Linked DNA regions of Homo sapiens: region 1 is linked to region 2. Evidence: chromatin loops called from intact Hi-C (ENCODE). Cell type or tissue: OCI-LY7. All regions are shown on one strand. Each heading gives the region's core, and the rest is flanking DNA. Links, peaks and the distances in the headings are about the cores only.

What was found. Peaks named below come from ENCODE experiments on the same cell type or tissue, not always from the same donor. Only the 100,000 strongest peaks of a DNase experiment are listed, where the experiment ranks them.
Region 1: a loop joins it to region 2, with 4 times the contacts of the local background. A loop is called at or near these places in 2 of 110 quality-filtered maps.

The regions. Positions count from the first base shown.
Region 1 is chrX:140,911,441-140,927,087 of GRCh38, reverse strand. It overlaps MIR320D2 (microRNA 320d-2), which reads left to right and starts at 857; the gene lies at 857-928. In OCI-LY7, for the core only: CTCF peaks have their summits at 8,323 and 8,527 (motif pointing left); a DNase peak (open chromatin) is centred at 8,487.
Region 2 is chrX:140,813,919-140,829,565 of GRCh38, reverse strand. No RefSeq gene overlaps it. Among named protein-coding and RNA genes, the nearest start is that of MIR320D2, 100 kb to the left of the region's middle. In OCI-LY7, for the core only: no CTCF peak of the experiment used is centred there; DNase peaks (open chromatin) are centred at 6,475, 7,155 and 8,045; H3K4me3 peaks cover 4,787 bases; H3K27ac peaks cover 3,571 bases.

The sequences.
Region 1 (15,647 bases), core at 5,437-10,436, 98 kb before region 2:
AATAGGGACCCCAACCCAAAAGATATGTCCGCATCCAAATACCTGGAATATGTGAATGTTGCTTTATTTGAGGAAAGGGTTTTGTAGATGTAATTAAGGTAAGGATCTCAAAATGAGATTATCCTAGATTATCCAGGTGGACCCCAAAACTGATAACACGTGTCCTTATAAGAAACAGAAGAGAAGAGACAAACACATAGAGGAGAAGGTGATGTGAAGACGGAGGCAAGATTGGATTGATGCTACCACAAATCAAGGAATTCTTGGAGCCACCAAAAGCTGGGAGAGGCAGGGAACAAACTCTTTTCTAGAGCCTCTAAAGCAGCAATCCTCAACCTTTTTGGCACCAGGGACCTGTTTCATGCAAGACAATTTTTCCACGTACTCAGGGAGGTGTTGTTGGGGGGCGGTTTTGGGATTAAACTGTTCCACATCAGATCATCAGGCTTTAGGTAGATTATCGTAAGGAGCATGCAGCCTACATCTCTTGCATGTACAGCTCACAATAGGGTTGGTGCTCCTATGAGACTCTCATGTGGATGCTAATCTGACAGGAGGTGGAGCTCAGGTGGTAATGCTCACAGGCCCACTGCTCACCACTGGTCTGTGGCCCAGGGGTTAGGGACCCCTGCCCTAAAGGGAGTGTGGCCCTGTGGACAGCTTATTTTCAGACTGCTGCCACTGGAAATTGGGATTCTCCAGTCAATTACTTGTAGCCATTTTTCACATTAAAGTCTGTATATTCACTGTGTTCTTAGAGCCCTTGTAAAGCTAACCAGCTCTTATCACCTTTAAGCAAGTGGGAACTTTTAGCCTTTCTAAAGTTGTAATTCTACTTCTGAAATGTCTTCAAATGTATCAATAAGCCTTCTCTTCCCAGTTCTTCTTGGAGTCAGGAAAAGCTGGGTTGAGAGGAGCAGAAAAGAAAAAAGAAAAAAAAATCGTTATTTTTAAATTCAAGAAAAAAAGCTGGATTTCCCACTATTATATTGCCACAAAAAATTACTTATTTTAATGCACTCAAGTAAGCCTTGATATTGTGGGTTGTTGGAGAAAAATGCACTATTTCCTGTCTATAAACATCTAAAGAAGAAAAAACATCTAAAATAATCACATTTAGTATTCTTGCAGTATGATTTGGATGCACTTCTGAGGTAATCTCTATTTTACTTAATTTTTATTGCTCCAGTTCAGTTAGCTAGAGTTTTTTATGTTTAGATAGTGTGTATGTGTGTGTGTGTGTGTGTGTGTGTGTGTGTAATATGGGGGTGGCAAGAGGCTGTTTCAGTAGACCATCAAGTTATTCAATTTGTATGCTACTGCTCTAGCTGGATTTCACATATGATATTATTTACTATATTCCTTATGCATTAGGTAAAATAACAGTGGAAAGATAGAAATGTTTTTTACTGAGAATTGCTAGCATAAATTTGAAAAAAACAGCAAATCTGTCAAATTCTTATCATATTTATGCTATAAGACACTTACTGAAAGAAAAAACCCTCTTTTTATATAGCTTATAATTGCAATCCAGATAACATAAAACATTTCTCATTATGGAGGAAAATATGAATGTAAATCTTATCTACATAAAAAGGTTGATGTTTTATTTCATTTCAAAATTCACACAAAACATTTTGTGACTACTTCTACTTTGAAAAGACAGAGCAGATTTATATGAATTTTTATTAATTGCTTCAATCCTTCCTGGCTTTGACAGCCTGGAGTCCTGGAAAGACCATTGGACCTGATTTTAGAAAGCCTGCTCTGCTACTGTGTGAGCTAAGTGTCTGGAAACCTAGATTCTTAATCAAAAAACATGAAGATAAAAGAATCTGTACCACCTAGATCAAAGAGTTATTACCAACACATCTGCCTAATAAAATCCCACTCATCCTTCAGTGCTGTATTAGTCCATTTTCACACTGCTATAAAGAACTGCCTGAGACTATAAAGGAAAGAGGTTTAATTGACTCACAGTTCAGCATGGTTGGGGATGCCTCAGGAAACTTACAATCATGACAGAAGGTGAAGGGGAAGCAAGGCACCTTCTTCACAAGGTGGCAGGAAGGAGAATGAACAAAGGAGGACATGCCAAACTCTTATAAAACCATCAGATCTAATGAGAACTCACTCACTATCACAAACAGTATTGTGGAAACCACCCCCATGGTTCAGTTACTTCCACCTGGTCTCTTCCTTGACATGGGGATTACATAGGGATTACAATTTAACGTGAGATTTGAGTGGGGACTGATAGGGTTTGGCTGTGCCCTACCCAAATCCCATCTTGAATTATAGCTCCCATAATTCCCATGTATCATGGGATGAACCCAGTGGGAGGTAATTGAATCATGGGGGCAAGACTTTCCCATGCTGTTCTTGTGATGGTGAATGTCTTATGAAATCTGATGGTTTTATAAAGGGGAGTTCCCCTGCACATGCTCTCTTTCCTGCTGCCATGTAGGAAGTCCCTTTGCTCTTCCTTCATCTTCCACCATGATTGTGAGTCCTCCCCAGCCATGTGAGTCCATTAAACCTCTTTCTTTTATCAATTACCCAGTTTCAGGTATATCTTTATTAGCAGCGTGAGAACGGATTCATACAGGGACACAGCTGAACCATATTAAGTGCTAAGACCATCACACCTTCCTGTGAGGCAGTGACTTCTAGAGCTGCACATTGGAATCACCTAGGAAGCCAGGGCCACTCCCAGAGATCCTGAATTGCCAGCTTGGGTGGGGCATAGAGCCAATAAAAGCCCCTTGGGAAAACTGGCCTCCTATCTTGTCTGCACAGTCCCTGTACAGGGTTCCTGACCTGTGGTAAGTAAAGAATGTCACTTTCTAACAGGCCTAGGAGCCCCTTGTTATCTTGGGATCTCAAGAGGAGAGGAATTTACTCAACTCATAGGTATTTGAGGGTACAAACCCATGACTGTGCTCAGCTTTAAAAAAACTCTTATCTGAGATTCCTTTTATGGAACAAAGTTCCATCAAAGCCAATTTTAAAGGCCTATATAAAAACAATTATTCTTGCTGCACTTTACACAAATAATCAGGCCAAGTATAATAAAGCAAATCAGTCTTACTATGATTTGTCTTTCATAAAAATGGGATACTGGAGAGAGAAAAATATGTTTCAAAAACTATGATATACCTGTTACTCAATTATAGTCTCATCAGTTGTTTTTGAGTTTTTTTCTGCAAGTTAGACTAACTCTGCTTATTCCTGTGAACCAACCAGTGATCTCTGGCTGCTGATCAGAAGAAACAAGAGGGATGGTTAATGTAATAATCTGGATCAGTATTCTAATTCTGGGCATGTATTGGAATGTATAGCATGTATAGCAATTCCATATCAGCTTGGTTCCAACAGCTGCCCAGTTCATGGAAAGCCTTCTTATTGAGTTTACTTGGGATGGATTTACTTTTTTTTACTTTACTGTTGTGGAATATATTTGCTGTTGTACTCTTTGTGTAGGAATGATGGATAAGCTTACTCAACGTTTTCTTAAACTGAACACTTACTAATCTTCCAGATATTACCTTTTGTTGGAGTTACAAATGGCCTTCACCATACTGACAGTTTCTGACTGAGCTCCTCTCTACCCTGAATACAAGAGACCCTAATAGTTAGGTAGGAATATCATTGTCTTTATTCAGCCTGAAGAAGTTACAGAAGATGGACCTTCCTCCCTCTACAAACCTTAGGATTAAGCGTTCCCTTGTATAAGGGAGGGGGGAAATGTCAGAGGTGTTTGAACCAGAGTGACTCCATCTTGAATAGGGACTGGGTAAAGTGAGGCTGAGACCTACTGGGCTGCATTCCCAGGATGTTAGGCATTCTAAGTCACAGGATGAGATAGGAGGTCGGCACAAGATACAGGTCATAAACGTCTTGCTGATAAAATAGGCTGCAGAAAGGAGCCAGCCAAAAGCCACCAAAACCAAGATGGCAACGAGAGTGACCTCTGGTCGTCCTCACTGCTCGTTATATGCTAATTATAATGCATTAGAATGCTAAAAGACACTCCTACCAGCACCATGACAATTTACAAATGCCATGGCAATGTCAGGAAGTTACCCTATATGGTCTAAAAAAGGGAGGAACCCTAAGTTCCCCGAATTACCCACCCCTCTCCCAGAAAACTCATGAATAATCCACCCCTAGTTCGGCATATAAACAAGAAATAACCATAAAATAGACAACCAGAAGCTCTTGGGGCTGCTCTGTCTATGGAGTAGCCATTCTTTTATTCCTTTACTTTCTTAATAAACTTGCTCTCACTTGAAAAAAAAAATGTGTTCAAAGCCCCGCAGGTTATTTATTTATTTATTTATTTATTTATTTATTTATTTTTTGAGACTGAGTCTCGCTCTGTCGCCCAGGCTGGAGTGCAGTGGCGTGATCTTGGCTCACTGCAAGCTCCGCCTCCTGGGTTCACACCATTCTCCTGCCTCAGCCTCCCGAGTAGCTGGGCTACAGGCACCCACCACCACGCCCGGCTAATTTTTTTGTATTTTTAGTAGAGGCAGGGTTTCACCGTGTTAGCCAGGATGGTCTCGATCTCCTGACCTCGTGATCTGCCCACCTCGGCCTCCCAAAGTGCTGGGATTACAGGTGTGAGCCACCGCACCCGGCTTCTCCCAGGTAATTTTAATGCATAATCAGAGTTTAGAATTCATTTCAACTCACAGTGGCAGAACTCATTCTTATCTTGTTGATCCTATTTTTTTCCTCAAGTTTGACTGAGGTTTAATTGGCAAGAACAAAACTGGAAACGTCACACCTTCTGATTTCAAAATATCTTATAAATATTTACAGTAATTAAAACAATATCATGCTAGCATAAAGACAGACATATAGACCACTGGAACAGTATAGAGAGCACAGAAATAATCCATGCATGTACAATATGCTCAACTGATTTTCTACAAGGCTGCCAAGAACACACAATGGGAATGGACATTCTCTTCAACAACTGGGGTTGGGAAAACTGGATATCCACATAGAAAATAATGAATTTGGACCCATATCTTACACCACACATAAAAATCAACTCAAAATGGATAAAAGAATTAAATGCAAGACCTGAAACGTTAATACTAGATGAAAACATAGGGGAAAAGCTTCTTGTTGATACTCCCAATTTAATCAGTCTCTATTTAAGTGAACTGCTAGACCAAGTGAAGTGCTTCAAATCTTCTATCGAACGTACTGACAAGTACCTTCAGGAAATTTACAACAAATAGGTTACCATCTGAAAATAGCAATAACAGCAGAAGTTTGTGTAAGGTACTCTTCCAAGCACTCTACAAGTACGAACTCATATACTTCACACAGTAACACTATTATAATTTTCATTTTACTGATGAAAACACTGAAGCACAGAGAGATTAAATTATTCACAGTCACACAGCCTGCAGGTGGCTAGGCAGAAATTTGAACTCCAGCCGGTCACTAGGCAATACTGCCCCATAGTAGACTGAGTGCCCACTTTTGCTCCCCTGAAGTGAGTTATTTGCTTTTGGAAAATCAGTTCAGTTTGTTCCCGAAGCTGCGTATGCCTGTTGTATTATAATTACATAATTTAGTCAAATATTATGTAAATACCCACTAGAAAAAAAAGATGAGTGGAAAAAGAAAAAAGTTGCTGTACTATGACAGCTGAGATAATTGCTTTGGAAGGGAACTCACTAAAACAACTGCTGTCAAATTAAGTATGAGTGGGGCAACGATTGTTTGTGAAAAATCATTAAAATGTTTGATTCTGTGACCTGATTCCTTTGCAAGTACTTTAATTTAAGTTCTTGTTCCAGCTAAAATAAACTGACACAAAATCAGAAGTAAAACTTTATGGGTGAGGTTATGCAAGAAAGAAGTAGGAAAGTATACTCAATAGACCTCAAAAATATCAAAAGATGAGGAAGTATGTATATTTAAATATTTAAAATGTTTAAATGAAGATTGAACCACTTAAATGTGTACCTGATTTTTTGTAATTCCCCAATGTAATCAATTTTTTGTTTTTTTCTTTTTTGAGACGGAGTCTCGCTCTGTCTCCCAGGCTGGAGTGCAGTGGCACAATCTCGGCTCACTGCAACCTCCACCTCCCAGGTTCAAGTGATTCTCCTGCCTCAGCCTCCTGAGTAGCTGGGATTACAGGCATGTGCCACCATGCCTGGCTAATTTTGTATTTTCAGTAGAGACGGGGTTTCACCATGTTGGTCAGGCTGGTCTGGAACTCCTAACCTTGTGATTCACCCGCCTCGGCCTCCCAAAGTGCTGGGATTACAGGCGTGACCTACCGCTCCTGGCCGTAATCCATTTTTTAAATGAACTGACCAACCACTAGCACATAGTAGGAGAGGTCTAAAGAACTAGAATATTCTTTATTGTTTGATGTTATAATTGTCTATTTACAAGTCTGTTTCTCTCACCTCATTATAAGTGCCTTGCGTCCAAGAACTTTGTTGTATTCATTGTTTTATGTTCAGGCCTAAAGTGGTGCCTGGCATAGAGTAGAAACTCAACAAATGTTTGTTAAAATTAAATGAGATCCTGTGTGTGGATGTACTTTGAAGCTTTGAACTGCTGTGGAACTGTGGGAAGTGCTTTGAATGGACACACACATTAGTATGTCATCATTTCTGCAAGTAGAAACTCAGTAATACAGCCACTTCCAGGGTCAATCAGCAATGCCAGTAAAACCTGATGGTTAACAGAGTGAGTTCTAGAATAGAGAGACCTACTTTTGAATCTTGGCTTCACAACTAATTAGCTGGATGACCTTGGGCAAGATATGTAAATGCTGTGCACCTCAGTTTCCCCATGTGTGAAGTAGAGACTATTACAGAGATACCTACCTCAAAACATCTAAATGTCCATCAGTTGGGTGTTGATATGGAATAAGCTCCAAGTTATATTATTAGGTGAAAAAGTAAGTGGTGAAAAATGCTTACAATATGATCCCATTATTGTTTAAGAAGAAGGGGAAAGACAAAGAATATCAATATCAGCTTACATATGCACAAAGAGTTTCCAGAGGAAGATGAAAGAAATTGTTAAAAGTGATTATATCTGTGGAGTGATGCCAGAGAGCAGTTAAAATTTAAAGAGGTGAAGGAGGCAATGCACAAGAGGTTTGCTAGCAAAAATTTCTGTTGCATAAAAAAAGAACAGGAAGATCCGTAGCAGTCAGCTTGGATTAGCATGCTGCCAGAGCTCTAAGGTTAGAAGCAAAACCAAGATAAGCCTTACATCAGGGATGTCAAATCCAGACCATGCAGTCACTTCTTCCTCCAAAACACCTGAATCAGGACATTCTTCACCATGGAGCCTGGACAAGGCCTCAGAAACCTTCTTAAGTCAGTGCTCCAGGCGACCACTAAAAGTTGACAGAAATTGGACAAAGGAATAAAAGCTATTTCCCATCCAGCATTACAGCAACAAAATGAGTTGAGAAGATTCTATAAAGAAAAGGGTACTTGGGCTACGATTACCGAGCCTAAAAGGAGAATAGCTGGGAGGTGAATTAACAATGGCTCCAAAGAAAATGTGAGACTTTTAAATGGAAGGTAGTAGATGAACAGTACTAAAATATTTGCTTCGCAGTATCTTCAGGTCTGTTATTCCAAAGAAACCAAAAGAGTTACAGCCCTAGTCTTTACTGTCTGAAATTAAAATCTCCACAGGATACTCATTATAATGAATATGCTCACTTAATAAACCTGGCATTTCTATAACACTTTTATAATCAACACATTTTCAAACCAATCATGATTGGCAGCTTGGCTTCACTTTGCTCTCACCATCCTCTGAGCTAAGTAGTGCAAATGTTGTTAGATTTTATCATGTTGATAAACATCCCTTGGTTGCTGAGCAGTTGAGGGGCTTGCTGGGATCACACAACAGGCCAGTAGTGATATGGGACTACGACCCAGGGTTCCTGACAACCTGGATCTCTTTCCTTGAATGTCAATTCAAATGGAAGCAGACTTACTGGTGAGCTAAGTTGGTGGAGCAAAGAGCTAGGGTTAAGTAGGTTATTACAGCGAAGGTGACCCATTTTATATGCATATGGTGCGGGACAGGTGAGCCCCAAAATTGGGGCTTAGCTGGCTAGCGTTCTTGGTTTTGGCCAGGAAAGAATTCTTGGGCGAGTCAGTGGTGTTAAACAGTAAATTTTATTGAACTGTATTGCTCCTTGCAGAGCAGGGCTAATTCATATGCAGTGTGCCCAGAGTGGGCAGGATATGGGATGTTGTCAACTTCAGTTATATCCACTTATACCCACTTTTAATTATATGCAAATTAAGGGGTGGGTTAATGCAAAATGAAGGGATGGGTTATTTAGAACTTTCTTACAGGTCATTGCCATGGAAACAGAAGGTTACTTTCGGGTCGTTGCCATGGCATTTCTAAACTGTTATGGCGCTGGTGGGAGTGTCTTATGCTAATGATCAGCAAGGGCAAATAGAGGTTGCCTTCGGTGCCACCTACTGGTGCGTGCCGTTTTTTTTTTTAACTTTAGTTGGGCGCCACCTGCTGGTTCTTGACTTTTTTTTTTTTTTCAGCTTGTCGGGACCAGGAAATGTCTTACTGGTCTATCACCTCATGTAGGTTGACGGGTTCTGGGGATCGGCTAGATATGTTACCAGTTGATTGGGCACCAACTATGAGGGAGGCAATACTGAGCACTTTGTATTTATTGTCTCACTGAAGCTTCCTATTGCTCAGGCAAAAAAAAAAAACCACACAGTGAAGTTTCCTCAATTCCACTCTTCCATACCCCACATCTAGTCTGTCAGAAAATCCTGTCGGCTCTCCTATCATAATGTACCCAGAATACGCCCACTTTTCACCACCTTCAATGCTATTCCTCATCATCTCTCACCCAAATAATGACAATCACTTCCTCTCTAGTCTCCTTCCTTCCCCCTTTCCCAGCTCCAGTTTATTCTCAACACAGCAGCCAGAGAGATCCTTTGAAAACTCAGAACATATCATGTCACTATCTGGCTCAAAACTCTGTCATGGTTCCCAGTTTCACTCAGAGTAAAAGGCAGTGTCTTGACAGTAGCCTATAAGGCCTCCATGACCCACCATCCTGCTCTCTGTGCAATTCCTTCCCTCTTCCTGGCCTTTGCACGCTCTGTACTCTCTCACTGGAATGCTGTTCTCCAAGAATCTGTCTGGCTTTTCCCCTCACCCCATTCAGGCCTCTGCTCAAATACCACCTGACCAGAGAAGGCATCCATGACCACCCTATTTAAAATGACTTCTCCTCCCTACCCCAGTCCTTGCTAACTCTTCCTGGTTTTTTTCATAACACTGATCCCCATCTGATACACTAAATCTTTTTTTTTTTTTTTGCATATTGTGCATTTTGTATGTCTCATTACAGGAATGTAGCTCTGTGAAGAAACTACTGTATTTTTAGCACCCAGAACAGTACCTGATACCAAGAAGTTTCTCAAGAGGCATTTGCTGATTAATTTCTGAAAAGAGTTTTGTGAAATGGGTACCATTATTATTCCCATTTTACAGATGAAGAAATGTCATAGCGTTTCAGTGGTTTAGTTAGGGTTACTCATCTAGTAAGAGGTGAGTCAGGTCTCCCTGCCTCTGTAGAGATAAAATTCATTCTCTCTCTCTCTCTCTCTCCTTCCTCCTTTACACATCCGAAAACACATATACACATGCTTACGTGAACATTCTGCAACATTCTGCAAATATTCTCAGTGTCACTGTAACTAAATTTTTAGAAAAAAATAGCAAAGGACTAACTGGAATGAGCTCCATCAGCAGGAGGAAAAGAAGCAAAAAACTCAAGCAAAAATAATATGACTGAGGAGGAAAACTAGTATTCAATGCAAAACATTAAGGAGGTTTTTGTGGGTGGAAGCAATCTTGTTCATCTACTTGTGGCAGGATATTTCGAAGAAGTATTATTGTGGGGTTTGTTCTCTGTTACAAAGTAATCAGAATGAGAGGTAGTTTTCTTCCTATTTCCTCAAGGCCTCACTCTCAGAAGGGCCCTGTGCTTGGTTTAAAGCCCTGCTGTCATTGTCTTGAAATTGTGAATAATTTTATCTTTGATTTTGTGGTTTGTAAGTGAAATCTAATGGGACAACAGAACATTTGTGTTAACACACAACATATGCCAGGTGGTAGTATGCACATAGCAGTTCATGCAATGCACTATGCACACCCAGGGTAGTCCAGGGTACTGCAGGTTCTTGAAAGAATAGCTGTGGCCAGGATCTAGGTCAAGACTGGTGGAGTCAATAGTGGTGGAAACAGCAGAAGCTACAGTTGTCATGGCAGTGGCTGCAGCCCCAAAAAAGAGGGGGTGCTCCATATGGGGCCAGCACTGGGACCAAGGTGGACATTCACTTACCTGTCCATCCCCAAAGCCCATCCCTCTGCCATCTACACGAATAGCTACTCTCTGACTTGAATTTTGGGACAGGTAACTGCCTGTTTTTAGGCAATAAAGTTTGTCAGCAAATTACTATAAAACAAGTATAAAATGCATTGTACATTGCAATAAACATATCAGAGAGTTATTTGGAGTTTTCAAAGAGTTTAGAATTTCTGGGTTTGAAACCTGTTGCAGCCTTGCAAAGGAAATATCCACAGGCTTAGAAAAGAATTAATTTTAAAGATTATCCTATTCAACAGAAAATAAATATTTTCATATAAAGCTTCGGATGAACCAAATATTAAAGATGAAGACAATTTGAAAATTAACATTTCCTTGTAATTGAAGATAGAGTGGTGGAATGCATAAACAAGCATTTTGAATGGTTTATAAATGATGAAGTCACTTTTGGTTAATTATATAACCTCCACGAGTTGCAGGAAATGTCAAATAAACATTAAAATACCATTGTTTACATTTACATTTAAAGTTAAATTCTGACTTACATGAAACTGACTTGTATGAAGAGTTATATCTTTTTAGAAAAATTGTTTCATGAGAATCATCAGCTCTAGATGTAATAAAATTTATATTTTAAAATAATTTGTTAAAACCTTACCCCAATGTTGTCCTTCTCTAGAAATACTCTTGACAGCATCAGTTACAGTTGCATGAGCAGAAAAATCCTTCTCAATATTAAAACATATCAAAGGGGATTTGCAATCTTACATTTGTCACCAGTAACTGATGGTACTTTCAATTATATTGACTAAAAACAAGGTTGCTGTAAGTATACGTTTTGGTGATATTATAAATTAATTTGCAGAAAAGTGAGCCAGAAGAATCTTGTGCTCAATCAAGATGTCACATTAATGAAATGTCATTATTCACTGTATATATAAAATTATGGCACTGATTTATAAAATTATGAAACAAATATTATTCTTTGCATTTCTAAAGATTATGCCATTACTCATGTGTCACTATTACCCCTATTAAGTTTCATAAGTAATAAAATATTTCTAAAGGGAGAAGTTTCATAGTTTCGTACCTTTAACATCACTTTTTTCTGATTCTTGAACAAGGGACCCTGAATTTTCATTTTGCACCAAGCGTCAAAAATTATGTAGCTGGTCCTGCTTCAGGATTATATCATTCTCTCTGCCACCTACCCTACCACTCCACCACACACACACACACAGCTAATCAAACAAGCTTTTCCTTATTTTATATATTATTTGATTGAGGCACAGCTTTATCCAGGCACTAATCACCTCATTTATGTTAAGATGCTGTAAGTTAATAGGAAACATATTCTTCATCCCAAATAATACATGTATTTTAATAGAGGTTTGCGCTGACAACCTTGAAAGGATGTTGTTTCATCCTGGTCTGTAGTTCCCCGCAAAGGTTCTGACATAGAACTGACATTTGATAAATATCTGTTAAATTAAGTGTATGGTAAGTGATTCTGGAACTCCCTAGCAGGCTATTAGTAGTGCTGTTCTCAGTCAAGGGCACATTTCTTGGTTGTTACACGAAAAATGAATGTATGAACCATATGCAGATCTTTGCTCCACTTTGTCCCCAAAGTGTAATTGGTATCTAACCTCAGCTTTCCTGTGCAGGCTAGAGCCTAGTAAATGAGATAAGTTGGGCTCCGAGCCCAAGAACACCTTACCACAAGTAAGAGATGGCCTTCATTTTGAAACAAAGCACACACATGCCCCTGAATTTCAAAGCAAGGTGCCCCAGTCTCCAGGATGAAAGGGATGAATCTACTGTCAGCTTCTAACTAACTTCTTTGTTCCTTCATGTTTTATTTTCCTAACAAGGGTCAGTCCCTCTGGTTCTTACTGTCACTATCATTCCAGGCTCACTCACTAAAACTCCACTGTGGGTTTTGACAAGAATCCATTTTGTAGAGCTGAGCAGGGTAGCATTTATTCAAGAGTTTTAATGCATGCTATGAGGATATAAAAATTAAATTGACATAAAACACAAATAGAGAGAAAAATAAGATTTTCAAAGTACAAATTTCCAATTTTAAGAGTGTTAGTAAATGAATCCAGCTGACTAGGTCCCCAATCATCTGACTAAAAATTTATCTTCCTCCTACTATACATAATGAGCCTCTTTCTCTCCCAGCAGCATGTCTACCTCTTGGCTTTTATGTACTATATTGTCCCTCACCTTGAGACTCTCATTCCAACTCTTACCACCAAAGATTTGCCAAACCCTCAGGTGACCCTCAGTCCTTTCTAGAGCTAAGGATGAGCTAAATTATTGACTTGGATGCAAAACACTACTACTTTACAAATCATTGTTGGACTGAGTGTTTACCCCAGTTTTAAAGTTCATTCTATCACACAGAAACAATTGATTTTATTAAAGCCAGTTTGCTTTTTGCAAAATTGTGTAACAGCTGTTTCAACATAAAGCACTTGAAGCACAAATATTAGATAAGCACATGTACAGAAGGGAATGGGGTGTCAGAAATAAAATGATTTAGATATGGTACTTAAGGAATATTGAAGTATGATAAAATAAATCCTTGTTATGAATCATTTCTGAGACCCATAGAGATAGATTTGTGCCTATGATATGCCATATCTCACACTTTGTTGCGTCTCCCATAGAGCCCAGCACCTAGCATATTCTCTTTAATACTGGAGTGCTCAGTAAAGGTCCGGTAAGTGATTGACTGGTTGTTGCTCTTGCAAAAGAAAACAATTCATTTTCTGATGAGCTTTGTATTTAAGATCCAAATCAGACAAGCTAGTTTATTTTTCTTCAAAAATGGTGATTATTTACTCTGTTGCAAATAAATATAGAATGCCATGTCATCGAGAAAACATTTCTGAATCTACGGACACACAGTCAAAAGAAATACATAAGAAGAAAGAATACACTGAAAAGATATCTCCCTTTTCTGAGTTTAATAAATGACCATTTTAACAAAAGCTTGTGAGACGAAATTGCTTTATGAATGAGACATTTTATGTCAAGTTCCAGCCAGTAGCTGACAACACTTTCAGTGCAATGTTAACAATTTGAAATATATTGAAATAATTTTATAAATTAATAATGTAGCTATGAAAAGCTCAACCTCATAATCATTCTCCTCTGGAAACACTCCATTCCATCTTATTTTTATAAGCACTTTATATGGAAATATGATACGTTGCTCCTGTTAAGCAAACTACTTTAGGAGGCAAAAAATTGATTTATTGAATAATTAGCATGCAGATAGAGAAAAGCTATGTGCCTTGCAGAAGATCTAAAATTGTTATTGGGAGCAAAGTGATAGTCATATTTTTTTAAACTGTATCAGCGATTGCAGATGCCAGGCACATTCGCAATAACAGTACAATTTAGTCACGGATTAGATATGGACATGGTGTTAGCATTTTAGTGTGAGAATAATTTTGGTAATATAAATGTGAGCAAACCTTTGAGGATTTAGAAAGGCCAGATAAGGCATAAAGTATATCCTGGCCGTGGCAGCGTAACAGGGTCATTGTAGGAAGAGGATATATAATGTAGATTATTCATGACCTCAGAGAAGACAGCGACACACAGAAGACTCTTACTAATAAAAATAGAGATGATGTTGCATACATTTATGAAATTCCCAGAGAGTAGCAAGTATGATATTGGACATATTAAAAGGTCAAGTGCTTCTCTCTCAGCACTAAGAAAGAAATATCAGAATGTCCCTAAAGATAGATAAAGCATAAAGCAGTGAGTTTTAATAAAAGTTGTGGTTGGCAGACAATGGAAATTAATGACCAACTAAGTTAGTGATCAAATTGGCATGTCTGCAATAACCACAAACAAACTTTATCTCTCTGTCAAAGGAAAACAAACAGGAAACTCAAGAGGTTTGAGATAACAGCCAAATTATTCTTTGCTTATACCTTCCTTCAGGATAGCCATGAGGGAAAAAATGTGAAAATGTGACAATAAGCTGAAGTTTTAGATATGAAAGGAGATAATTATCTCAAAGTGCTTTGTAGGTAATAAACAGCTGCATGAAAGATGGTAATGATAGTAATACAACCTTGTGACTTCCAAAGTGCCTTCAGATTCCTGCTTTTATTTGAGCTAGGTGTTTTCACATATCTATTATTTCCCATGATACTCAATGTATTAATCATTTCCAGGGGAAATAGAGATTCCAAGAGCATAAGTGACCTGTCTATGATTAGGCAAGGCAGTAAGTGAGTGAAACTGGGAGTCAAATTCAGGTGCCCAGATTCCCTGTCCAGAACAATGGCTATTAGGCCTCTATATGGTTCTTGATCAATCCGTCTCTCTTCTCACTGAGAAGGTCCCCAGTTGCTCAAGGTGGAGGCCATTCCATGTTAATATTCTGCCTAAAATATAGACACTGGCTTGAGACACCATTGTTATATACTCTTGTAACTAGTCATTCTTTCCCATTTAATTATTTTTTGAACTTATCCCAAATAGTCAAAATCCTTTTTATCCTTTTCTCACAAGAACAATTACCTGGTAACATTGATTAAATTCTGGCTTGAAAATCCCGCATTATTTTCAACCAATGCAACAAACAGTAACTACTTGACTTATGAGGCAATGTATAGTACCTAATGTTTCTTCCTGTGAGGATTCAGAGCTACTCAAGGTAGAAAAAAAAAAGCAAATTAAAATGCTTCTAAAAAGAGATATTGACTTTATTAAGCATATTCCATGTTGAATAGAACTGCAACTTTAATAACAACTGCTAGCCAGGTCATTCCTTTAAGTAATTTAAGTGCATCTAATTCTTCAACTTAAATTTTGCTATCGTGTAATTTTCCAGTTTACACATTCCGTGTTCAACTTAGTAAGAAATATTTGCTATATGCACAAAGGAAAAGAGGTAAATTATTATTTCGAGGCTTCTTGGTATGCCATTCAAGTTTGAAAATATGCTGGATAACACACACAAAAACAACTCTCTTAGTAGCTGAAGGAAGTGTCAGGCATATAGAAATATATTTCCTATCCCTGCTGAGAGAAAGAGAGCCAGCAAAACTTCAGGATTTCCCACAGGTTGGTCTTGGCATTCACAAATAGCCTGAAGATGTTCAAGTGACAAGTAAGTTAAAAGGGAAATTCTTTCTCCTCCCCAACTGAGAGACAGAAAGCTTAACTTCTTGAAAGTTTGCTTACAAGTTAACAAATTAAATGTTTAGAATACCAAATGTAA
Region 2 (15,647 bases), core at 5,706-10,705:
AAGTTTGAGAAATATATATATATATATATATATATATATATATATATATATATATATTTTTTTTTTTTTTTTTTTTTGAGACGGAGTCTTACTTTGTCACCCAGGCTGGAGTGCAGTGGCGCGATCTTGGCTCACTGCAAGCTCTGCCTCCCGGGTTCACGTGCCATTCTCCTGCCTCAGCCTCCTGAGTAGCTGGGACTACAGGCACCCACCACCACACCCAGCTAATTTTTTGTGTTTTTTTTAGTAGAGACGGGGTTTCACTGTGTCAGCCAGGATGGTCTCGATCTCCTGACCTCGTGATCCGCCCGCCTTGGCCTCCCAAAGTGCTGGGATTACAGGTGTGAGCCACCACACCCGGCCTCAAGTTTGAGAAATTTTTAATTGCTCTCTTAGAAAGTTAGTAGTATTAGATAGTGGTTAAGAGCAAGGACTCTGGAGCCAGCCTGCTGAGGTTTGAATCCCAACTCTGCCATTTACTAGCTGTGTGTTCTTGAAGCAGATTACCTAACTTCTCTGTACCTCTGTTTTCCATCCATAAAATGGGGACAATAAACATATCTTCTACCCACAGGGTTGTTATGAGGGTTAAATATGTTTAATTCATATTTGTAAATTGCTTAGAGCAGTGCCATGCATATAGTACTCTATATGAGTGTTTAAAAAGTAAGTTCTTCTAATCATAAATAAAATTATAGTCTATGGAATTCTGCACCATTTGCCTTCAATAACCAAGGAAAGATCCATTCCTTGAATTATAGTTTAAAATTCATTTATAACCCATCAGATGAATACTTATTGCCCAGCAGTGGACGTGCGACCATATTTTGAGACTCCGTTTAAAGACATCTAGTCATGTTACAAATGAGGAAACTGAGAACTATGGCAAGGAAAGAACTAGCCCAAAGTAATAACTATTAAATTGTAGCAGAGGTAAGAATAGAAGCCAAGTCACGGCTTTCTCTACCAGCCACTTCTCTGCCTTGCTAAGGCTGAGATTAAAATATATTTTATCAGGAATTTATTATATATGATCTTGGAAAAAATTCATGCTAATGGAGATTGTATTTACACTAACAATTAAAGTAAATTGTGTGCTTAGTGCACTAGAATCACGTTATGTGTGAGACTATGATTCTCAATGTCATTGATATTGCTTGTTACACAGGCCTTTTACCAATATGGCTTTCTTTCTTTGTGACTAAATTAAGTCACAAGATTAATATTGCCTTGTATTACACATTCAAAAACAATGCCTTTGTAGTCAAATAAACCAAACCTGTTGAAAGAATAACCCTAAGGCAATTTTATTCTTTACTCTAATACTTCAAAAGATATCTTCCTAATGAGTGACTCAACAGTAGTTTAATTGCAATTTTGATTTTCCGTATCAGAATGTCTGCATCTTTTTAGCTTCAAATATTAAATTATTAAGAATGTATCCAGCACAACAACTAAATATGAAAGCCAGCTCAGAGGCAATGAAGTATAAAACCAGAAATTCCTTCTTAATTGCTTTGTCAGCTAAAGAAAAATAAAAATAAGCAAAGAGCATGACCTCCAGTTTTTCAAGGACATTTCTGGAAGCCAAGGTTGTGAATTCATTTGCTGGATTTCTAATACCCCAGTAGGCCTTGCAAGACTCATTTACTGAAAAGCAAGGCAGAGCTTTGGGTGAGACCCTCTTAAAAATAAAAGCTACCACTTTGCAAATATGCCTTTAATTTGTGTATTTATCACAGATAAAAACCTAGTGAGTTTTTCAAAATGTGAGTTAACATTTGCAAGTATGAAACATCAAATAGCGAACTCATCAATTCAAGTATTTTTACAATTCCGTAACAGGCCATTGTTATGTTTGGACTACAGTCCTATCGGTTTATTACAACCATTACTGCCTTCCAGGAAGCAGTGATTGAGATTTGTCCAGAGGTGTGAATTGCATAAATAATACATTTTCTCCTGTGGGTTTAGTTAACCTCAATATTTGATACTTACTAGAGTAATAAACAATTATGGTTCATTGAGATAGCAATAGAACACTATGTATTGAATATATTACTTTTGTAAAGAACTACCAGCAAAAAAATGTTAATGCATTATGGTACATTAATAAAATCTTAGATTAAGTATGTCAGAACTGGAAGATCCCTTAGAGATTTTTCAGTCAAAGCCCCACAGTTGAAAGACAAGGAAATGGTGGTTCAGATCAGTGAGTTAGTCTTGGAATCAGAAGTCATCTGAATCCCTGTCCAGTAGTCATCTTAATTTGGGTTTGTGTTTTGTGTTTGTTTGTGTGTAAGGTTCAGCAAATGTATTGCCTATATGGGGTCTACATCAATTTGGTTAATGCCAAGGTTTTCTCTGAAATAAACAGTAATCTAGACAAGGCATTATTGCAAAAAATTCCCATTTTTGTTATTAAAATGTATGGATATTAACTCATGTTAGCTCTTCATCCGTGATGTATTCATATTTGTAAGAAAAAGAAATGTAATCTGGGAGAACTTCCACATTACAGCCATCTTCCACTATTTATAAACATGATTTTTCATATTTTCCTTCTCAAATTTATATTAAACTATTACATACTAAGATATTATAATAGCTATAGAGTCATTTCTATGGTTTTGTGAAGACAATTGTACAAGTTTATTTTAGGCAAACTAAGCAAGTAGGCTAACTGAAAAAAAATTGTCTTGAAAATAGAATTGCACAGCAATGACAGGAGCATTAGTCTTTTTGATGACTTCATAGAAGCTGACTGCCACAATATATCTTTCTAAACTTTCAAAGGCAGATAATATAATTGTATAATAATAGCCAATCAAACCTTTTCTCCGATTTGGATTCAACATCTACTGTAATCCTTACTAAAAATATTACATGGGCCGGGCTCGGTGGCTCACGCCTGTAATCCCAGCACTTTGGGAAGCCAAGGCAGGCAGATCACCTGAGGTCGGGAGTTCAAGACCAGCCTGACCAAGATGGAGGAGCCCCGTCTCTACTAAAAACACAAAATTAGCTGGGCATGGTGGCGCATGCCTATAATCCCAGCTACTTGAGAGGCTGAGGCAAGAGAATCGTTTGAACCGGGGAGGCAGAGGTTGCAGTGAGCCAAGATTGCGCCATTGCACTCCAGCCTGGGCAACAAGAGTGAAATTCCATCTCTCTCTCTCCCTCTCTCTCTCTCTCTCTCTCTCTCTCTCTCTGTGTGTGTATATATATATATATATATATATATATATATATATATATATATAGCATGGTGCTCAGTAAACAGAACAAGTTCCTTATCTACAACATCTGTTTCCTCTCACTTGCTCAAATGAGGTGCCTCATTGGCCCACTCAACAGATTTTATCTAGACAGAGCATAGAGGACTGCTCTGTGTCCGCTCCCTTAAAGGAGAGTAGTAAGCTATAACACCGCTTAGCTATTATGTGCAATTGGCTACTCATCAACAGAGTACCCCACCACTCATATTACCTGTGATCTGGCCACTTTTGTTTTGGTGTCCTCCTGTGGGACAAGCAATATGGGGAGCTGACAATATACTGATCATGCTTTTGCTGTCTATGTAAGTAATACACTGTCTGAATACATTTGGGCTAATGTTTTCTGTTTTTCCAGCTTAATATGTCAGGCAGCTTAACCTAGAGATGAGTGGTAAAGACCCCAAGTTCTACAGCCAGATAATCCGAGTTTACATCCCAACAGCTGTGGTTTGAATGTTCATTGCCTCCAAAACTCAAGTTGAACGTTAACTGACATTGTAACAGTGTTAAGAGTTGGGACATTGGAAAGGTCATTAGGCCATAGGGACTGTGCCCTTATGGGTGATATTAATGTTATTATAAATGGGCAAGTTTGGCTTCCTCTTTTATGCACTTGTCTTTCCACCTTCCACCATGTAATGACCCAGAAAGAAGGTCCTTGCCAGATGCTGTACCTTGACCTTGAACTTCCAGTTCTCTAGAACTTTGAGCTAATAGATTTCTGTTCATTATAAATTACCCAGTCTCACTTTTCGAAAGAAGACATACATACAGCCAACAAGCATTAATGCAAATCAAAACCATAATGAGACGCCATCTCACACCAGTCAGAATGGCTATTATTAAAAAGTCAAAAAATAACAGATGCTGATGAGGTTGCAGAGGAAAGGGGACACTTATACGCTGTTGATGACAGAGTAAATTATTTAAACCATTGTAGAAAGCAGTGTGGCAATTCCTCAAAGAGCTGAAAACAGAACTACAGTTTGACCCAGCAATCCCATTACTGGGCACATACCCGGAGGAAAATAAATCAGTCTACCAAAAAGACATATGCACTTCACTTGTATGTTCATCACAGTGCTTTTCACAATAGCAAAGACATGGAATCCACCTAAATGCCCATCAACAGTAGACTGGATGAAGAAAATGTGGTACATATACTCCACGCAATACTGTGCAGCCATGAAAAAACAAGATCATGTCCTTTGCAGGAACATGGATGGAGCTGGAGGCCATAATCCTCAGTAAACTAATGCAGGAACAGAAAACCAAATACTGTATATTCTCACTTATAAGTGGAAGCTAAATGGTAAGACCATATGGCCACAAAGATGGGAACAAGAGACACTGGGGCCTATGAGGGTGGAGGGTGAGAGGATGGAGATGAGCAGAAAAAAATAACTATTGCATACTAGGCTTAGTGCCTGAGTGATGAAATAATCTGTACAATAAATCCCTGCGACATTAATTTACCAAATAACAAACCTCCACATATACCCCTAGACCTAACATTAAAAGTTTTAAAAATAAAATAAGATAAACGAATAACCCAGTCTCACGTATTCTATTATAGCAGCACAAAATGGAGTAAGAGATAACCCTCTCAATTTTGAGCTATGTGATTTTGCCCAAGGTACAAATAACCTTTCTGTGTCTTGATTTCCTAATATTATTCATTATTATCTAAGCCTCGATGATGGTGAAAGAGCAAGTTCACTGTGTCAAATAACCAGTCCAGTAACAGCATAAAACAGGCTACCCGACTTTTTTCATTAGACATCACATATTAATTTAAGTGACTATTTTGCACTAGCCGTTATACACAATATGATGATTTTTAAGAAATGGAACCGTGAAACCACCTTATTGTAAGTACTGGAGTAAAGGACATGTGCTCAATGAGTAATATGCACAATAAGCCTTCCAAGAGTTCAGAGGGGAGAGAAACCACTTTGCTCCCGGGCCACAGTGTGAGTACAGTCTAAATATTTTCCTCATTTAAAACCTAATCACTTTTAGCAAAGCCATAGTTGTCTTCCCTAACTATTTCAGAAATAGGTCAACCATTCCTTAGTAAAGGGAAAGGAAACCAATGATTTCCAGCACCAACATTATGATGATAAATGATTCTAGAAATGCATCAGTTATCCTTTATAGTGAAAAACATTTTCAGGTACCAATATAATAATGATAAACTCATAAATTATACAGTATAAACACAATATATAAGTCGTATATTCTTGTTCGTTACGTGAAATTTACTTTCATTAAAATGTTTATTATATTCTGCTCAGAAAATACATGCTCTTTGAAAATTTTGAAGAAGAGAGGGAGCCAAGATAGCCAACTAGATGCAGCCGGAAGGAACAAATCCCACTGAGAGACAGGAACATTGGGAAGACTGGCACACTCTGAGCAGATCTTCAGAGGGAAGGCACTGAGAGTGGATGAAGGGAGGGCACAGATCCTGGACTGAAAGGGGAAAAAGTGGATGGCCCTTTCCACTCCTCCCCCAATCCAGCCTCCCACCGTGTTGGCATGTGCACACCCTGCCACTCTCACCAACACTACCAGCTCCCCAGTCCCACTGAGGCACAGGCAGCCCACTGCACCACTTCCACTGCTGCAGTGCTAATGCATGCACAGGTGCCAGGACCACACCCATACTGGTGCCCTGTCCCTGCCATGCCATGTCTGCCATGCTGCCCATACCCCACCCCCATGCGGGCACCCCTCTGTGCCACTGCATCTGCTGGCACATGTAAGTGAGCACAGATCTGGCTGGCACTGCCTGTGTGAAACACTTTGGCCAGCACATCCCCATCAAAGTGTTGTGGTCTACAGAGCAGATCACTTTGGCCTCTCCAACAAAAACAGGTTTCGAACCTCAAGAGGCAAGGAATCCAAGTTGGGGGTCTAGAACCAGCCTCCCAGAGTTAGAGCATGCCAAATCTACCAAGCAAATGGAAAACACAAAAAAGGAGGAATTGCTATTCTACTTTCAGATGAAACAGAGTTTAAAGCAACAAAAATCCAAAAAGACAAAGAAGGGCATTACATTTTGTTAAAAGATTCAATTCAACAAGAAGACTTCACCATGCTAAATATATATGCAGCCAACACAAGAGCACCGATATTCATAAAAGAAGTTCCTAGAGACCTACAAAGATACTTAGATAACCACAGAATAATGGTGGAGAACTGAAACACCACACAGAGTATTAGAGAGATCATTGAGGCAGAAAACTGACAAAGATATTCGGGACTTGAACTCCACACTTGACCAAATATACCTAAGAGACATCTACAGAACTCTCCACTCAAAAACAACAGAATATACATTCTTCTCATTTCCACGTGGCACACACTCTAAAATTGACCACACAATCAGCCATAAAACAATTTTCAGGAAATGTTTTCAAAACCAAAATCATATCAAACATACTCTCAGACCACAGTGCAATAAAAATAGAAATGAATACTAAGAATGTTTCTCAAAACCATACAATTACATGGAAATTAAGCAACCTTTTCTCTCAATGACTTTTGAGTAAACAATAAAATTAAGGCAGAAATCAAGCAATTCTTTGAAACAAATGAGAGCAAAAATACAACATACCACAATCTCTGGGACACAGCTAGAGCGGTGGTAAGAGGAAAGTTTATACTGCTAAACACTCACATCAAAAAGTTAGAAGAATCTCAAATGAACACTATCAAGGACACTTAAAAACATTATCAAGGGAGAAACAACCTTATTAAAAAGTAGGCAAAGACATGAACAGACACTTTTCAAAAGACAACATACACGTGACCAACAATTATATGAAAAAATGCTCAACATCACTAAACAGAGAAATGCAAATCAAAACCACAATGAGATACCATCTGACACCTGTCAGAATTACTGTTATTAAAAAGTCAAAAAATAACAGATGTTGGTGAGGTTGTGAAGAAAAGGAAATGCTTATACACTGCTGGTGAGAATAAAACTTAGTTCAGTCACTGTGAAAAACAGTTCAGAAATTTCTCAAATAACTTAAAACAGAACTACAGTTTGACCCAGCAATCCCAATATTGAGTATATACCTAAAGGATTATAAATCCATCTACCATAAAGATGCATGCATACATGTTTATTGCAACACTACTCACAACAGCTCAGGGAATGACATGGAATCAATCTAGATGTCCATTAATCATGAGCTGGATAAAGAAAACGAAGTACATATACAACATGGAATACTATTCAGCCATAATAAAGAATGCAATCATGTCCTTTGCAGCAACATGGATGAAGCTGGAGGCCATTATCCTATGGGAACTAATGCAGGAACAGAAAACCAAATACTAAGCTTGTTCTCACTTGTAAGTGGGGGCTAAACATTGAATACACAAGGACACAAAGAAGGAAACAATAGACCCCAGGGCCTACTTGAGGATGGAGGGTGGGAGGAGGGTGAGGATCAAAAAACTACCTATTGGGTAAGATTAATACAAGAGTTAATAAGAAATGATTTTAGGCAGATAGTAAGGGTAAATGTTCTCAGTGGAAATTTTCCTGTAATAAGAAACAACCCCCGAACCATTTCTTTTCTAACAGAAAAGGTGGCTTGAAGGGCTGGGCTGTCAAGCTTTGATATGCAAATGCAGGCCATTCGAAACTGGGTTCACCCAATATGGTGATTCCTGCCCTCTTCTTGTCACCACCTGTGCCAAGTGTGATGGCCACCTCCAGATAACACCATGTGTTCAAAACATCCTGATGACCCACATTTGCATATTAAAGGACTAAGTTGGGAGGGCCAGGTTTTTGGCAAGCTATGTGAATGACACACCTGGTCAAACCAATCCTCTGGGCCCTATGCAAACAAGACACCCCCTCCCCCAGCCTCCTGATATAATGGACTGCCTTTCTGCCACACACGGGGTTTCTCTTTGTTCCAAGTCCCCCGCTCTTGTCTCTGTGTGGGAGAGCTGTTCTCTTCTTTCTTCCTTCTTTCTTGCCTATTAAACTTTTCGCTCCTTAAAACCACTCCACGTGTGTCCATGTTGTTACTCCTATCTGCGCGAGGCCAAGGACCCTGCTGTTCCTTCAGTCATCAGAGTCATTATTTTGGTGCATGGGCCTGGAATTCATTCTTCAGAGTGGTGAGTATGGAGCGAATCTCAACCTCAAATCTGTTTTAATCTCAAGGCTGTCTTCCAGCTATCCTGTCGCAAAACTTTCTTTCTTTCCTTCTTTCTCTATCTGCAGTCTCTTACTCCCTGTGTGTTGAGTGTGTGGGAATTTTTACAGCCTAGGGAAGTAATCCCGTTAGGCAAGATCAGGAAATGCTATAGTACTGGGGAAATAGCTCAGAGAATGAATGGAAAAGGAAGTGTTTTTAATATGCAGTTTAGAAGCCCTACGGAAAACCAGGGTCAAACCTCTCAATTACTCTAAACTGTCTATAATAGATCAAAAGCCAAGTGCGAATCCTGTAGCCTTTATGGAAAGGCTGAGAGAGGCACTAATAGAACACACCTCTTTATCCCCTGATCCAGTTAAGGGACAGCTTATCCTGAAGGACAAGTTTATTACACAGGCAACTCCCAATATTAGAAGAAAACTACAGAAGCAAGCTGTAGGACCGAACAGCACTTTAGAGAACCTCCTGAAGGTGGCCACTTCGGTCTCTTATAATAGGGACCGGGAGGAGGCCCAAAAGAAAGAGAAAGCTCATGAGAAGGACAAAGGCTCTAGCAGAAGCTTTGCAGGCTTGCAAAGTCCAGGATCCCCAAGGTGCATCCGCTAGTTGCTATTCGTGTGGCTGACCAGGGCATTTTAAAAAGGAATTCCCAGGCAGCAAGATGAAGCCACCTTGACCCCGTCCAGCCTGTGGCGAAAACCACTGGAGACAGAACTGCCCCCAGAGGCGGAGGTCACTGGGTTCAGGACCAATCTCACAGATGGTACAGCAGGACCGATGTATCCCGTGGCTCAAAACTCGGCTCCAGCAACTCAAACTGCCATCATAGCACAGGAGTCCCAGGTGATTCTGGAAATTGAAGAAAGGAAAGCGGACCTCTTTCTAAACACTAGAGCCAGTCTCTCTCTTTTTTTTCTCTCTAATTCAGGTCTCTCCTCTTCCTATAGCCTGACCGTAATTGGCATCTCAGGAAAAACCCTAATCCAATATTTCTCTCCACCTTGGTTGTAGTTAGAAGGACCTATTTATACATGCTTCCAAGCCATTGTCGTGATAGCTTTATTAGTCAGAAAAGCCTCCAAGTTAACCCCAGGACATAATTGAACTGTTTACACCCCATATAATGTGGCAGGATCACAGTTCTCTGGGGGGAGCTTTTAGCTAGCAAACAGCTGGTAAAGCAAGAAGTACGTAAGGCAGGATAAGCAGTAGTCACTGTCCCCAAACATAAGCGCTCTATTAGCTGAGCTAATAGCTCTTACAAAAGCACTTAAATTAAGCAAGGGAAAGGTAACTAACATTTATACTGACTCCAAGTATGCCTTCCTGATTTTCCATGCTCATGCTGCCATTGAAAAGGAAAGGAGTTTTCTTACCACTAATGGATCTCCTATAAAATATTACCAGGAAACTAGCAGGTTATTATCCTCAGTTTTTCTTCCATGAGAAATAGCAGGGATGTATTGCAGGGAACATTGAAAGGGAACAGATGAGGTAGCCAAGGAAAATAGATGAGCTGATCAGGCATCTAAGTCAAAGGCAAGGAAGCCTCAAGGCACTAACACACTTCAAGCCCTTCTAATCTAGGAGGTCTCCATAAAAGAAATTAAACCTCAGTATTCCCCTGCAGAAATAGAATAGGCCACTTCTCAAGGGCATACTTTTTAGCCCTCAGGATGGCAAACTCTATTTGCCAGCCTCCAGCCAATGAAGGTCCTTAAAATCCTTCCCCAAGCTTTTCACTGGAGAAAGGATAAAACTTATCAATGTGCTCAGAGATTGTTTTCAGGCAGAAAACCTCCACATTGGTTAAGCATGTAACCTCTCTAGCTCACTTCCAACAAGAATGAACACAACTAGCAGAAGACCAACCCCAGGAAATAAAACCACCTTTCTTTAACCCAGGAAATTTGGTATTAGTGAAAATTCTCATCTCTCTCCTTCCATAAGCCAACCTGGGAAGGGACCTCCACTGTTCTTCTTTCAACCTTCTTGGCAGTAAACGTTACAGGAATCAACTCCTGGATACATCACACTCAATTCAAAGCCTGAAGAGCTGAGGGAGCAACCCTTGACAGCCCAGAGGAACGTCCTGAATATCAGTGTGGAGAAATAGAAGATCTTAACCTAAAAATCATAAAAGATAAGAAACTGAGTGAGGGCTACTCATCTTACTGAGTCCCACCTTTACCTCAATAGATACTTTTTGTCATTTCTGTCCTTTCCTCTCAAAATTTGCCACCAAATATTAGAACTTCTTCTTAATGCATATTTGCAGGGAGATTTAATTATTCCTAGAATCGCATTTGTAACTTTGTAAATCTCCAAAGGGAAATGTTATATCTGGGCAAGTAAAGTTTTAAATGACAATTATTTACCATGCCACTCTTGTGAAAATTGTTATAGGTCATGCTACTATTTGCAATAGAACTATGCACTGTGGCAGCACCCACAATGTGGAATTCTGTTTGTAAAATTATAATTGCTGTATAATTGCAAGCATAAAAGTTTTACTATCATTACGTTTAATAGGACTTTTTACTAAAGGTTGGTAATATAAGGCACTCTAAGCTATGAAAAGAAGGTTATAAAGAAAGAAATTTTATATAAGAAAGGATTTTGTATGGTAAATACTTGTCCTAAAAGGAAATGACTGGTTGTTTAAGGGAAAGACGTTTAGGACAAGTGAGAAAGTTTAAGGATGTTGTGAGAGGGTCTGTGAAAGTCATGAAAAACTCTAATAATTAAAGGAAAGGAACTGTCAAAATTAACGCTAAAATTATTTTAGCCAGCCAATAACGTATTTCTCCCTATCATATTGCAAGTTAAAAAGATGGCCTAAGACTAAAGTTATTCTCTAATGGCAAATCAAGGGGGAAATGTATGCTTTTCTCTAGGAAAAAGTAGCTTTTATATTAACATTTCTGGTAATGTACATTGACATCTAGTGGAGGCAAATCGGTATTGCAATCCATTGGTGTATCTAACAAGTGTCAAACTCTGTCAGTTAGGTTCTATAGGACCCCCACTAATGGTGGTAACGTTAATACTCATATTCTAACCCTATATTTTAAAACTTCTTGTAAAAATTTATCTCTTTTCACCTGGAAGCAATAAAACTCCAAATGGCGCTGCGAGCAGAGCCACACACGGGCTCCTTTTAGGCAGGAAGTAGCCAGAAAGAATCATCACCCAACACCTCCTAACAGCAGTTAGGTTTACTTCTCTTTGAGGGGGGAGTAATACAGGAGTTATTGAGAAATTATTTTAGGTAGGATAGGTTCTCAGTGGAAATTTTCCTGTAATAAGAAACAACCCCCGAACCATCTCTTTTCTAACAGAATAGGTGGCTTGAAGGGCCAGGCCGGCAAGCTTTGATATGCAAATGCCTGCCATTAGAAACTGGGTTCACCCAATATGGTGATTCCTGCCTTTTTCTTGTCACCACCTGTGCCAAGTGTGATGGCCACCTCCAGATAACACCATGTGTTCAAAGCATCATGGCCACCCACATTTGCATATTAAAGGACTAAGTTGGGTGGGCCGGGTTTTTCACGGGCTACGTGAATGACACACCTGGTCAAACCAATCCCTTGGGCCCTATGCAAACAAGACACCACCTCCTCCAGCCTCCAGATATAATGGACTGCCTTTCTGCCGCACATGGGGTTTCTTTTTGTTCCAAGCCCCCCTCCCTTGTCTCTGTACAGGGAGCTGTTCTCTTCTTTCTTCCATCCTTCTTGCCTATTAAACTTGTTGCTCCTTAAAACCACTCCACGCGTGTCCGTGTTGTTAATCCTATCAGCATGAGACCAAGGACCCTGGTGTTCCTCCAGTCATCAGAGCCAATCACTATGTTTATTATCTGGGCTACAAAATAAGTTTTACACAAAAGCCCTGTAACACACAATTTACCTATATGACAAACCTGCACCTGCACCCCTGCAATTAAAATAAAAGTTAAACATTTTGTTGGATGATACAAAAAAAATCCATAATTAGTTTTTTTTTTTTTTTAAGATGGCAGATTGGTGGCCGGGCGCGGTGGCTCACCCCTGTAATCCCAGCACTTTGGAAGGCCGAGGCAGGCGGATCACGAGGTCAGGAGATCGAGACCATCCTGGCTAACACGGTGAAACCCCGTCTCTACTAAAAATACAAAAAATTAGCCGGGCGTGGTGGCGGGCCCCTGTAGTCCCAGCTACTCGGGAGGCTGAGGCAGGAGAATGGCGTGAACCTGGGAGGTGGAGCTTGCGGCGAGCCGAGATTGCGCCACTGCACTCCAGCCTGGGCGACAGAGCGAGACTCCATCTCAAAAAAAAAAAAAAAAAAAAAAAAAGATGGCAGGTTGGAGGCAGTTTTAGTGTGGCTCTCCCACCTGGAAAGACAGAATAGTGGATAGAAATTCACACTATTTTTTCCCCCGAGAACCAACACAGGAACTTAACAGGAAAACTGAAAGAATCTACAGATCCTTTGAAAGAAGTGGCAGGCTGCAACATACTCAGTGAGACAGGCAAAACACCTGTAAATTCCCAGAGTGTGAGAAGGGGAGAGTCTGCCTCTGAGCATACATCCCCACTGGGGAATCTGAAAATTCAGACCATGGGAGAAGGCCTTAACCCTACACAGAGCTGGGATGGATTTAGGGAGCGGTGTAAAACATAAAAGTAGAAGCAGCAGCAGAAAGTGCCTTGCAGGCATTCCTATCCCTAGGGAATAGAGAACCTATTCCTGACTATATATAATAAGGAAGGTTTCCCGACTATATCTCACAGGGGCCCTCAGCGAAGACAGCCAACAAGCTCAGGAAGGGGTTGCAGAGTGAAAGAAGCTCCCAAACGAATTTTGTGATATAATCTCAAGTGGGGACCAATTCCCTTGATCAGACCCCGGGGATCAAGCAGGAAGTATGCTTCAGACTCAGAAGTATAGAAGCATTCAAACTTCAGCACAGAAGTTTGGCACCCTGCCCTGCGGGCAGACAGGGAGGAGCATGGTTTGCAAGCCGTGGTTGCTGTCTCTTGGCCTGGGGCATGTCTGAGATCTGTGCGCAGAATGCCTGGATCTAAACCAGGTGCTGTTAGAAGAGCACTACAGGAGTGAGACTGGCCTCCCCAACTGCGTGGGAGCTGGGTAAGGCTTACTGTTGCAGCCTGCTACTCCAGACTCCCTTTGCAAACTCTTCTGTGCAGCAGAGGCACTTATACCTTCCTCCAGAACATTACCCTAGTGGCCTGGGAACCACCCCCATCCTTCACAGGGGCTGTGGCCTGCCCCACTCAAAGAGAATGAGAGCTCAGACCCACCTAACCCTGCCCCTATCTGATGATATCCCTCCACCCACCCCGGTAGCTTAACACAAAAGAAATAAACTTTTAGGAGCTTTATAGCCCCACTCATCACCTGAGAAAACAGAATATTTCCTCTGGGAAACTTAGCGCAACTCAAATCCCACTGTTACTACTGTAGCTGATGCTCTTTTGCAAGTGCCACCTCCTGGCTGGAGACCAACCAACACAGGCCATTACAGCACCTCTAGGTAGAATAACACTGCACTCAAGAAGAAAATGGTTGCATGACCTCAGCTATCACCACTGCCCGCAACAGTGTGAGTAACTAGAGGTCCTCAGTCTGTCCACATGACAAGTTCACTACTATTATAACCAGCATTTGAGAAAGCCAGCACACTAAGCCTATCTACAACTAAGAAATCTCACAGAGTCTACACTGCTCCCCTGCCTCCTCCATCAGAGCAGGCGCTGGTATCCACGGCTGGGAGAACTGAACAGGTCACATCAGTGGATCTGTTGCAGATATTTCCCAGCACCAACCCAGAGTCAAGTAGCCCCATTGGGTGGCTAGACCTAGAAGAGCAATAACAATCACTGTATTCTGGCTCTCAGGAAGTCCCATTCCTACGGGAAGAGGGAGAGCACCACATTAGGGGAATGCCCCATGGGACAAAAGAATCTGAATGGCAGGCCTTGTGTCCCAGATTTTTTCATTGGTGGAAATTTTCTTACAGCAGAGACACAATTGCAGCGCTGGGCACAGTAGGGAAAGTCTGCACCTCTACCCAATAGGTAGGCAGCCTCTATGATCATGAAGGGTGTTGGAGAAGGGGTCCTTGTTCCCCGCTTGCACACCACTGCAGACACAGCTGCAGCTTCTCCCATGGGAACACAGCATAGATGCACCTATAGACAGCCTTCCTGGAACAATTCAGGGTGATTGCAGCCCCACAGGAGGAGCACTCCCCAGATTCAGGCATGCACAAGAGGCAGAGTCCCAATTCTTTCACACTTGGAACATCAATATTCCTGCAGATGAAAAGAGGCGCCTGTCTGATCTCAATAGCTGGAACACTGGGACAGCAGTGAGGCCAGGAAGTGGATAGCTTTCCTGCTGGCCTGGCAGGGGACCTGATGTAGCTCCTACCCTTTACTCTGATAAAACCTCAGCACATCTAATAGAGAGCTCCCTCAGCCATCTTCATCAAGCCTGGACCTCTGCACACCTTTGGTATTACGTCTATCCATCTGCTTTAGCTACAACTGGTGCCTACCCAGGGATACCTCCCCTACGATCCTGAAGCCTACATAATCAACTCACTAAATAAAATACTGAAGAAAAATAAAGTGTACAACACAAGAGAATGAGATAGGCTTCAAGAGATCTCTGACATTCCAACCCCATAAGAGACAATGAACTTGCCCACACACCAAGTACATAACTACTGCAACCAGCATCTGGGAAAGTCAGTGCACAAAGACTCTCTATAACTAAGGAACTCATACAGCGTCTTCACCCCTAAAAGCAGCAAGAATCAAATTTGGGTATAGTAAACTGTAAACATTAAAGCCAGATCCTTAGGAGGGAAAAATGAAATTAAAAAAGAACACAGTCAAATCAAAAATAAATTCAAGAACTACTTGAATAAATAGTCCACCTAAATGAGAAGGAATCAGAAAATTAATTCTGCTAATATAACAAAACAAGGTTCTATAACACCCCCAATGGATCATACTGGCTCCTCAGCAATGGATTCAAACCTGTGAAATGCCAGATTCAGAAGGTTGATTATTAAGATACTCAAGAAGATACCAAAGAAAGATAAAAACCAACATAAATAAAGTAATAAAGTCAGGATATTAATGAAAAATTTTCCAGG